Regions from separate parts of the Homo sapiens genome. Here region 1 is linked to region 2. The links are chromatin loops, found by intact Hi-C in ENCODE. Cell type or tissue: heart right ventricle. All regions are shown on one strand. Each heading gives the region's core, and the rest is flanking DNA. Links, peaks and the distances in the headings are about the cores only. Region 1 overlaps LINC01285 (long intergenic non-protein coding RNA 1285). Region 2 overlaps LONRF3 (LON peptidase N-terminal domain and ring finger 3).

What was found. Peaks named below come from ENCODE experiments on the same cell type or tissue, not always from the same donor. Only the 100,000 strongest peaks of a DNase experiment are listed, where the experiment ranks them.
Region 1: it touches region 2 in a loop (4-fold over the local background); 6 of 110 quality-filtered maps call a loop at or near these places.

Annotation. Positions count from the first base shown.
Region 1 is chrX:118,860,003-118,864,397 of GRCh38, reverse strand. All of the region lies in intron 6 of LINC01285 (long intergenic non-protein coding RNA 1285), which reads right to left. Among named protein-coding and RNA genes, the nearest start is that of LINC01285, 23 kb to the right of the region's middle. In heart right ventricle, for the core only: no CTCF peak of the experiment used is centred there; no DNase peak of the experiment used is centred there.
Region 2 is chrX:119,003,021-119,007,415 of GRCh38, reverse strand. LONRF3 (LON peptidase N-terminal domain and ring finger 3) reads right to left here. Exons shown (of 11, transcript NM_001031855.3): 6 at 1,181-1,295. Among named protein-coding and RNA genes, the nearest start is that of LONRF3, 31 kb to the right of the region's middle. In heart right ventricle, for the core only: a CTCF peak has its summit at 2,309 (motif pointing left); a DNase peak (open chromatin) is centred at 2,285.

The sequences.
Region 1 (4,395 bases), core at 131-4,130, 140 kb after region 2:
AAAGAAGGGAGGTAATTGTAGAAGCATATGACAGCACCAGAAAGCTCTGGCACAACCAGCATCACCTCCCACCCAGCACCTGCCAGTTCACAGCAGCTGTTCAGAAAGCTTATGGCCTTGCGAGCAGGACAGTTCACAAGGTAGAATCTGTACACCAGCCTCTGTGCCCTGCCCAGGCTTGACTCAGAAGCAGTGACAAATGCACTGGGCTAGTTAGTTCATCGGTACACTGAACGTGAATCCAGGTGACAACCAGGCAGTGACTTTCCTGAAGATTGAAGTCACTTCCTGTTTGGGACCTCCAGTCCTGAGATGCAGTCTTCCACAGCTCAGGCTTCCATGGAGGATCAAAAGCAACTCCTGGGCCAATGAAAGAAATGTGAGGAAAAGTCTAAGGGCGGTTGAGAGAGCCTTGTATGAAGGCTGAAATGTGACACTTTTTTTTGTTTGTTTTTTGGACTCAGAGTTTTGCTGTGCCACCCAGGCTGGAGTGCAGTGGCGCAATCTCGGCTCACTGCAACCTCTCTGCCTCTCAGGGTCAAGCAATTCTCGTGCCTCAGCCTCCTGAGTAGCTGGGACTACAGGCGAGCGCCACCACACCCAGCTAATTTTTTGTATTTTAGTAAAGACGGAGTTTCACCATGTTGCCCAGGCTGGTCTCGAACTCCTGAGCACAGGCAATCTGCCCACCTCAGCCTTCCAAAGTGCTAGGATTACAGGCGTGAGCCACCGCACCTGGCTAACACTTCTATATGCGTACCAAATCAGGGAATGAATGAATTCAGCATTCCAATCACATTCTCACACGATGCCTGAATCACACTCACAAAAACAGGGCTTCAAATCCTTACTATAAAAAAGCATTATATTGTCACTATAGGAAATACTCATAATTCTGGTTTAGGTGAGTTATGGCAGACTTAGAAATAACTGGATTTGTATAGATAAGGGAACCTTATCCCTTAAATGCCAAAAATTTTAAACAGTATTTTCATGACATGTGAAATATACATGTTTATATAACATGTTTTCCAGATTCCCCAGCCCACTTGAACCTTTTTCCAGCTTACTCAGGGTAATCACAATCACATCCTTCATTACGTTATGCTATTTTGTTTTCCTGCCTCCTCCCAGGGTTTCAGGCCTTCAGCAGGCACTTCCTCCATCAGTTTGTCTGAGCTTCTTCCCTCCCTCCCCCACTGCAATATATCTGCCTGTTGCTTCTAATCTGTGCAGCTAGGTAACCAGATTACAGGACTCTTTAGAGCTACGTTATAAACAAGGGACTAGAAAATGTCTGAAGAATAACAGACCTTTAATGCTGTAAGGCTACCTCTGTGTGTTTGAGGGAGTTTGCGACTGTTTCTTCCATCCAGATTTGGAGCAGATTTTCAGAGAGCAGAGGATGCCAGAGGCCCGACCTGGGGATAAATGCTGTACTATGGAATATAAGCCTGGGATCAGGCCATGCCTCAAGCTCCCCTGTCCTCCACTCAACTCCCTAGAGCTCAGAAGGCTTTGAATGACAGAAAATTGGGAAGAACAATTAGGAATAAAGATGAAGCCACGCCAGATTCTTCTTTCAGAAAATGAAGTAAGTGCTGACAAAGCAGGGGTAACACTAGCCTGGGGAATTTGCTCTAACTTCCACAGAGGAGAATCTCTGCATTGTGCCTAGGGGAACTGTAAGTGTTACTTCTATTAAAAATACAAAAATTAGCTAGATGTGGTGGCGGGCACCTGTAATCCCAGCTACTCAGGAGGCTGAGCTCATGACTGTAGCAATATTTGAGATCTCTGTGGTCTTCTTACAAACCTTGGGGGAAAAACAACACAGGCAATTTATAATGTCACAGCAATAACCATCGTGTGTTCCATATTTTTACTACTTAGAAACCACTTTCATAGTCACTAACTCATTTGGTAAGCTATAGAGAAGGCCATTCTCCCTCCCATCCTAAGCTGTCACTTGCTACTCTAGGAAGGAACACTTGAAACTTCTCTATTTCTATTGTCTATAACATTCTTGGCAGCTAAATGCTCACTGCATCCCCATACTCTGTAGGCAAGGATTACCACAGGGTTCTGCTGGGAGCGCTGGGCCAGATGCCAAAGGCCCAGCCAGACACAGGATATCAAAGGAGGATTGTTTAGATGCTGGGGTCCCTGCCTTTTAGGGATGCCTAACTATAGAGTTCTGCCTCTGCCAGATTATTCACTCCCATACAATGCACAGCAGTCTCCCTCAGCCTGTCCCAGTGTCATTTTTAATCAAGGAAGGAGGTAATAATGTAGAATTCACAGGTCATCATTTCATTACTTTGGTCTGGACATCAAAGAACCAGCAGGATAATGATGATGGAAAAGTTATTTATCATCTCGAAATCTCGATTTGTCCATTCTTAAAATAGGAAGGGTAAAAGTCGCCCCTACCTAGTCTCCAGATATCTGGAGATGATAAATGAAGTACTACAGTGGAATAGTTTAATTTTTAAGGTGAATTACTTTGAACTCCTTGGAAGGATCACATAAGTCTAAGGGATTCTAACTGGCTCAGAGTTATATATCTTCAGTTACTTAAAAGTTGTGCTAGAAATCGCACAAAATAACTGAAATTAAATATACAGAAAAGGGAATAAAACTTAGGATTTGATGTTGGGAAAGGAAAGGAAACTTAGCAAAGAAAGTGGCAACCAACAGCAGAGATCAAAATAGGAAGAGGAAGACGGGAAAATGTGAAATTGAAGAATTAAAATTTTGTTACTGGGAAAGAAAGGGGAAATACAGGCATACCTTGAAGGTATTGTGGGTTGGGTTCCAGACCACTGTAATAAAGTGAATATCGTAATAAAGTGAGTCACACAATTTTTTTGGTTTCCCAGTGCATATAAAAGTCATGTTTACACTATACTATAGTGTACTAATTGTGCAATAGCATTGTGCCTATAAAAACAATAAACATGCCTTAATTTAAGATACTTTATTGCTAAAAAATACTAATGATCATCTGAGCCTTCAGCAAGTCATAATCTTTTTGCTGGTGGGAGGTCTTGACTTGAGGTTGATGGCTCCTGCCTGATCAGGGTGGTGGTTGCTGAAGGTTAGGGTGGCTGGGGCAATTTCTTAAAATAAGACAACAGTGAGGTTTGCCACATCAATTGACTCTTCCTTTCCAAAAGATAGATTTCTTTCTTTCTTTCTTTCTTTCTTTCTTTCTTTCTTTCTTTCTTTCTTTCTTTCTTTCTTTCCTTCTTTCCTTCTTTCTTTCCTTCTTTCTTTCTTTCTTTCTTTCTTTCTTTCTTTCTTTCTTTCTTTCTTCTTTCCTTCTTTCTTTCTTTTCTTTTTTTTTAGACAGAGTTTCACAGGCTGGAGTACAGTGGCAAGATCTCAGCTCTCTGCAACTTCCGCCTCCAGGGTTCATGCAATTCTCATGCCTCAGCCTCCTGAATAGCTGGGATTACAGGCGCCCGCCACCACGCCCAGCCGATTTTTGTATTTTAGTAGAGATGGGGTTTCGCTGTGTTGCCCAGGCTGGTCTGGAACTCCTGAGCTCAGGCAATCTGCCCGTCTCAGCCTCCCAAAGTGCTAGGATTACAGGCGTGAGCCACCACGACTGGCCTAAAAGATTATTTATTTATTTATTTATTTTTAGACAGAGTCTTGCTCTGTCACTAAGTTAGAGTGCAATGGCACAATCTTGGCTCACTGTAGCCTCCATCTCCGGGGTTCAAGTGATTCTCCTGCCTCAGCTGGGACTACAGGCATGTGCCACCATGCCCAGCTAATTTTTTTGTATTTTTAATAGAGATGGGGTTTCACCATGTTAGCCGGGATGGTCTCAATCTCTTGACCTCGTGATCCACCCACCTCGGCCTCCCAAAATGTTGGGATTACAGGCATGAGCCACTGCACCTGGCCCAAAAGATTTCTTTATAGCATGCCATGCTATTTGATAGCATTTTACCCACAGTGAAACTTCTTTCAAAATTGGAGTCAGTCCTCTCAAACCCTGCCACTGCTTTATCAACTAAGTTTATGTCATATTCTAAATCCTTTGTTGTCATTTCAACAATGTTCACAGCATCTTCACCAGGAGTAAATTCCATCTCAAAAATCCACTTTCTTTGCTCATCCATAAGAAGCAATACCTCATCTGTTCAAGTTTTATCATGAGATTGCAGCAATTCAATCATATCTTCGGGCTTCACTTCTAATTTTAGTTCTCTTGCTATTTCCACCTCATCTGCAGTGACTTCCTCCACTGAAGTCTTGAACCCCTCAAAGTCATCCATGAAGGTTGGAATGAACTTTGTATTAGTCCATTCTTGCATTGCTATAAAGAAATGCCTGAGACTGGGTAATATATAAAGAAAAGAGGTTTATTTGGCTCACAGT
Region 2 (4,395 bases), core at 200-4,199:
GTCCTAGAGGGCTGCGGTCTGCAAAAGCTCTAGGGCTTCCAGGTACAGTGGCTCCTGATGGGTTGGACAAGGATCACACTGAAGTTCTGTGAGGTTCTTCTGGGGCCTTTGGAGCTGTTATCTTCAAGCCACAGAATAAACACTGATGATAAGGGAACATCAGGGCTTACCTAGTCCAATCCTAGAGGGGACAAAAGATTTACTCAAGATTACAGTGTATCAGGTGCCACGATGACATTAGAACCAGGATCCAAGTTTATCATCTATTTAATACTTTCGTTTCCAACACAAATTAATTTCCCTACTTACACTGCATAAAAAGCTGCATGTTGCCTCATTTTCCTGAAGGACTTTATGGAGAGGGGGACAGTGGCTATAAGACAGGAGAAATAGGCTGGGCGTGGTGGCTCATGCCTGTAATCCCAGCACTTTGGGAGGCTGAGGTGGGTGGATCACCTGAGGTCAGGAGTTCGAGACCAGCCTGACCAATATGGTGAAACCCCATTTCTACTAAAAATACAAAAATTAGGCCGGGCGTGGTGGCTCACGCCTGTAATCCCAGCACTTTGGGAGGCCGAGGCGGGTGGATCATGAGGTCAGGAGATCCAGATCATCCTGGTTAACACGGTGAAACCCCGTCTCTACTAAAAATACAAAAAATTAGCCAGGCGTGGTGGCGGGCGCCTGTAGTCCCAGCTACTCGGGGAGGCTGAGGCAGGAGAATGGCATGAACCCGGGAGGCGGAGCTTGCAGTGAGTGGAGATCACGTCACTGCCCTCCAGCCTGGGCGACAGAGCGAGACTCCGTCTCAACAAAACAAAACAAAACAAAACAAAACAAAACAAAAATTAGCCGAGCGTGGTGGCATGCGCCTGTAATCCCAGCTACTTGGGAGGCTGAGGCAGGAGAACTGCTGGAACCCAGGAGGCGGAGGTTGCAGTGACCCGCGATCACGCCACTGCACTCCAGCCTGGGTGGGAGAGTGGAGACTCAGTCAAAAAAAAAAAAAAAAAAAAAGAAGACAGGAGAAATAGATGGTTTGAGGGAGTAATGTGCCCTACCACAGTGCCGTGGCTGGGGGTCCAGTTGAACACTGTCTTAGTGCCCAATTCCAAATAAACTAAACAAAACAAGAAAGAAATACTGATTTAAACCAAACAAGAAAGAAATATTGATTTACCTGTGAAAGACCGTCTTTGCACAATGGACACTTTGCGTTGTGATCTAGGCATCTTTCTAGGCATTTTAAGCAAAAAGTATGCCCGCAAGGTGTTGTGACTGGCTCATAGAATAATCTGAAATTTAGGAATCAAAATGGAAGAAAACTGCAATAAGACCAAAAATAAAAGAGTGACTCAAAGCTAAGTTTTTAAAGCATTATTTAGAATATTTTAGGGTGGGGGAGGAGTTCTTTTTAAAAAGTCGCTATTGTTATACTTCAGATAAACATTTGCCTTTCATTTTTGAGCTGGATTAAAATACATTTATTAAAGTTTAGGGCATAGCTAGATCATTTTGTAACATCAATTCTAGTCTATCTCTTCTGGGGAATTCAGATTTTTTGCCCTGTCTGGTCCAAGAAAAATAGAGATTAATGCACAGAGTGTCTGGATAAATTCCATTCCGAAAATATTTAGCCAACCTGTTCACCTGAGTATATGTAAACACACACACACAAACACACACACACGCACACACATTCTCTCTCTTACACATTTACCCATTTAAGCACTTTACATCATATTACCATGGAAAAAAACCGTTTGCTAACCTTGATTCCTCTTTTCGTCTAAGCAATGTTAATGCCTGAAGGATATCAAAATTGTACCTCTAACAAACATAACTGCCTTTTATATAGATAATTTTCATAGGGGCAGGAGAATAGTATTGTTAGTGTGCTTACTGATATAGACTAGATATGGATCTATATTGATGCATATACACACATATATACATACATTTACATGTGTACATACATATATATACATACATATACTTCAATTTGGTACTATTTTAATTGCTTGGGGAGAACAGGATATTTTCAAAGCAATGTGGGAATCCTTTTATAAATTTGTTCTGTACCTTCAGAAATTAATGGATTTGCTTTGCTTAAAAAAAGGCTCACCTGCAGCGAGATCAGTGAGTGAGGGTAGCTGAAGATGACCGTTGAGGAGTGGGGCTTGCACTCACCAAGAGGAGCAGCACAGGAAGAAGGGAAAGACCCCTGCCTGACCAGCCTATTTTCACCTCACAAGAGTGTTCAGTGGAGAGTCAGAGGCTGCCAGCTGCACGGCTCCCTCGTGTGGCCAGGAGGTGCACCAGCAGCCTGGCCAGCACTGCCAGACTGAGTAGAAGAAGCAACATGCCAGCTGAAAAGTACTTGAGAAGAAACTGAACCCACTAACTAGAATGAACCTGAGGTCCACAGGGGTTGAAGTTACTTGTCTAAGTGCGCACAGCCAACTGTTGACAGATGAAAGTCTATCCAACTTCCACTTCAGTCATGTGCCTTTTCTATTACAACAATAATTCTCAACCATTGCTGTGCATCAGAATCACCTGAACAGCTTTATCTTTAAACAGCTTTACTGATGCAAAATTGACATAAAATAAATGGAACAGACGTAAAGTGTACAATTTGATAAGTTCTGACATATGTACACACTTATGAAACCATCGCCACAATCAAGATAGGAAACATACCCATCCCTCCCAAATGTTTCCTCATGCCCCTTTGTAAGCCCTCCTTCCTGCCTCCCCCAGTCACCTGGGGAGCCTATGAAAACTCTAGATGCCCACTACAGCACCTACAGAGATTCAGATCAGTAGGCCCAGTGTACAGGACAGGCATCAGAAATTTTTTTTAAGCCTCCCAGTGGTTTTAATGTACAGCCAAGATTGAGGATCACTGTGTTACACAATCCCATTAATCTCTGCATAGGCAAACTTACTGTATTGGTCTTCAAATATCAGTTACGTGTGGAGCAAAAAAACCCATACATTGTGAAGCTCCACTGGCTAAAGTTCCAGATTCAGCAGGTCAAGGAGACCAGCAGAAATGGGATATTTTTAACAAGCCAATGGAGGTCTGGAGGAGGAGAGAGACTTTTCATGTATTCAACTTTTTGGTACTTTTTGAATTTTATGATTCTGTTTAAAAAGTAGTTAATTTGTTTAACAAATTAATTAAAACTAATAAATTTTAGTTATCAAATTGGCCAAAAAGCAAAGTTATTTAAAAAAGAAAAACTATTTACTATGGAGGTCTCAGTGCACTAAGGCAAGAAAAAAAATGAGAACTGGAGAGGAAAAAAACAAATCTGTCATTATTCACAAATGATATGATGGTGAACTTAGAAAAATCTAAAAGAATCTACAAATGATTATTAGAATAAGAATGGAATTAACAAAGTTACTAGATAAATACACACACACGTGCACACACAATTATAGTTCTATATACCAGCAATAGACATTAGAAATGTCATCATCTTAAAGATAACATTTGCAACTCCTTTTAAAAATCAAGTGTCCAGGAAGAAATCTAACAACAGTTGTAGGAGACCTCTATTGGAAAAAGCTACAAACACCTCATTGAAAGAAATTAAACAACTAAGTCCCAATAAAAAACCTCAATGGGTTATTTCATTTGTTTATTTTTGTAGAACTTGACAAGTTGATTTCTAAACTTTATAAGGAAAAGCAAAGGGCCAAGAGCCAAGATACATCTGAAGAGCAACGATGTGGGAGGACTCACTCTACCAGATTACAGAACATATAAAGCTGCAGTGATTAAAACAGTATATGACTAGCACAAGGACAAATAGACTCGGGGAACAGAACAGAAAGCCCAGAAACAGATCCAGACGTGGATTCTTGATTTATGACAAATGTGCCACTTCAAAGCAGATGGGGGAAAGATTTTCAATACATAAATAGCATTCTCAATAAATGGTATTAGGAGAGTTGGCTATCTATAGGGGGAAATGAAATTGGATCATCTCTCATATCATTCGCAAAAATCAATTCCATGTGGGCTGTAAAAATAAATGTGAAAAGCAGAACAATAAAACGTTCATAAGATGAAATAGCCAGGCACAGTGGCTGGCACCTCTAATCCCAGCTACTTGAGGCGGGGGTGCTGAGGCAAGAGGATTGCTTGAGACCAGGAGTTTGACACCCCATGTCTCAAATAAATTAATTAGTCAAATAAAAGAAAATAAAGATAAAATAGGAGAATATCTTTATGACCTGAAGGTAAAAAAAATGAATTCTGACCCTGTCTATAAATGAAAAGATTGATAATTTTGACTGTATTAAAATGAAGAGCTTTTGGCTGGGTGCAGTGGCTCACACCTGTAACCCCAGCACTCTGAGGCTGAGGCGGGTGGATCA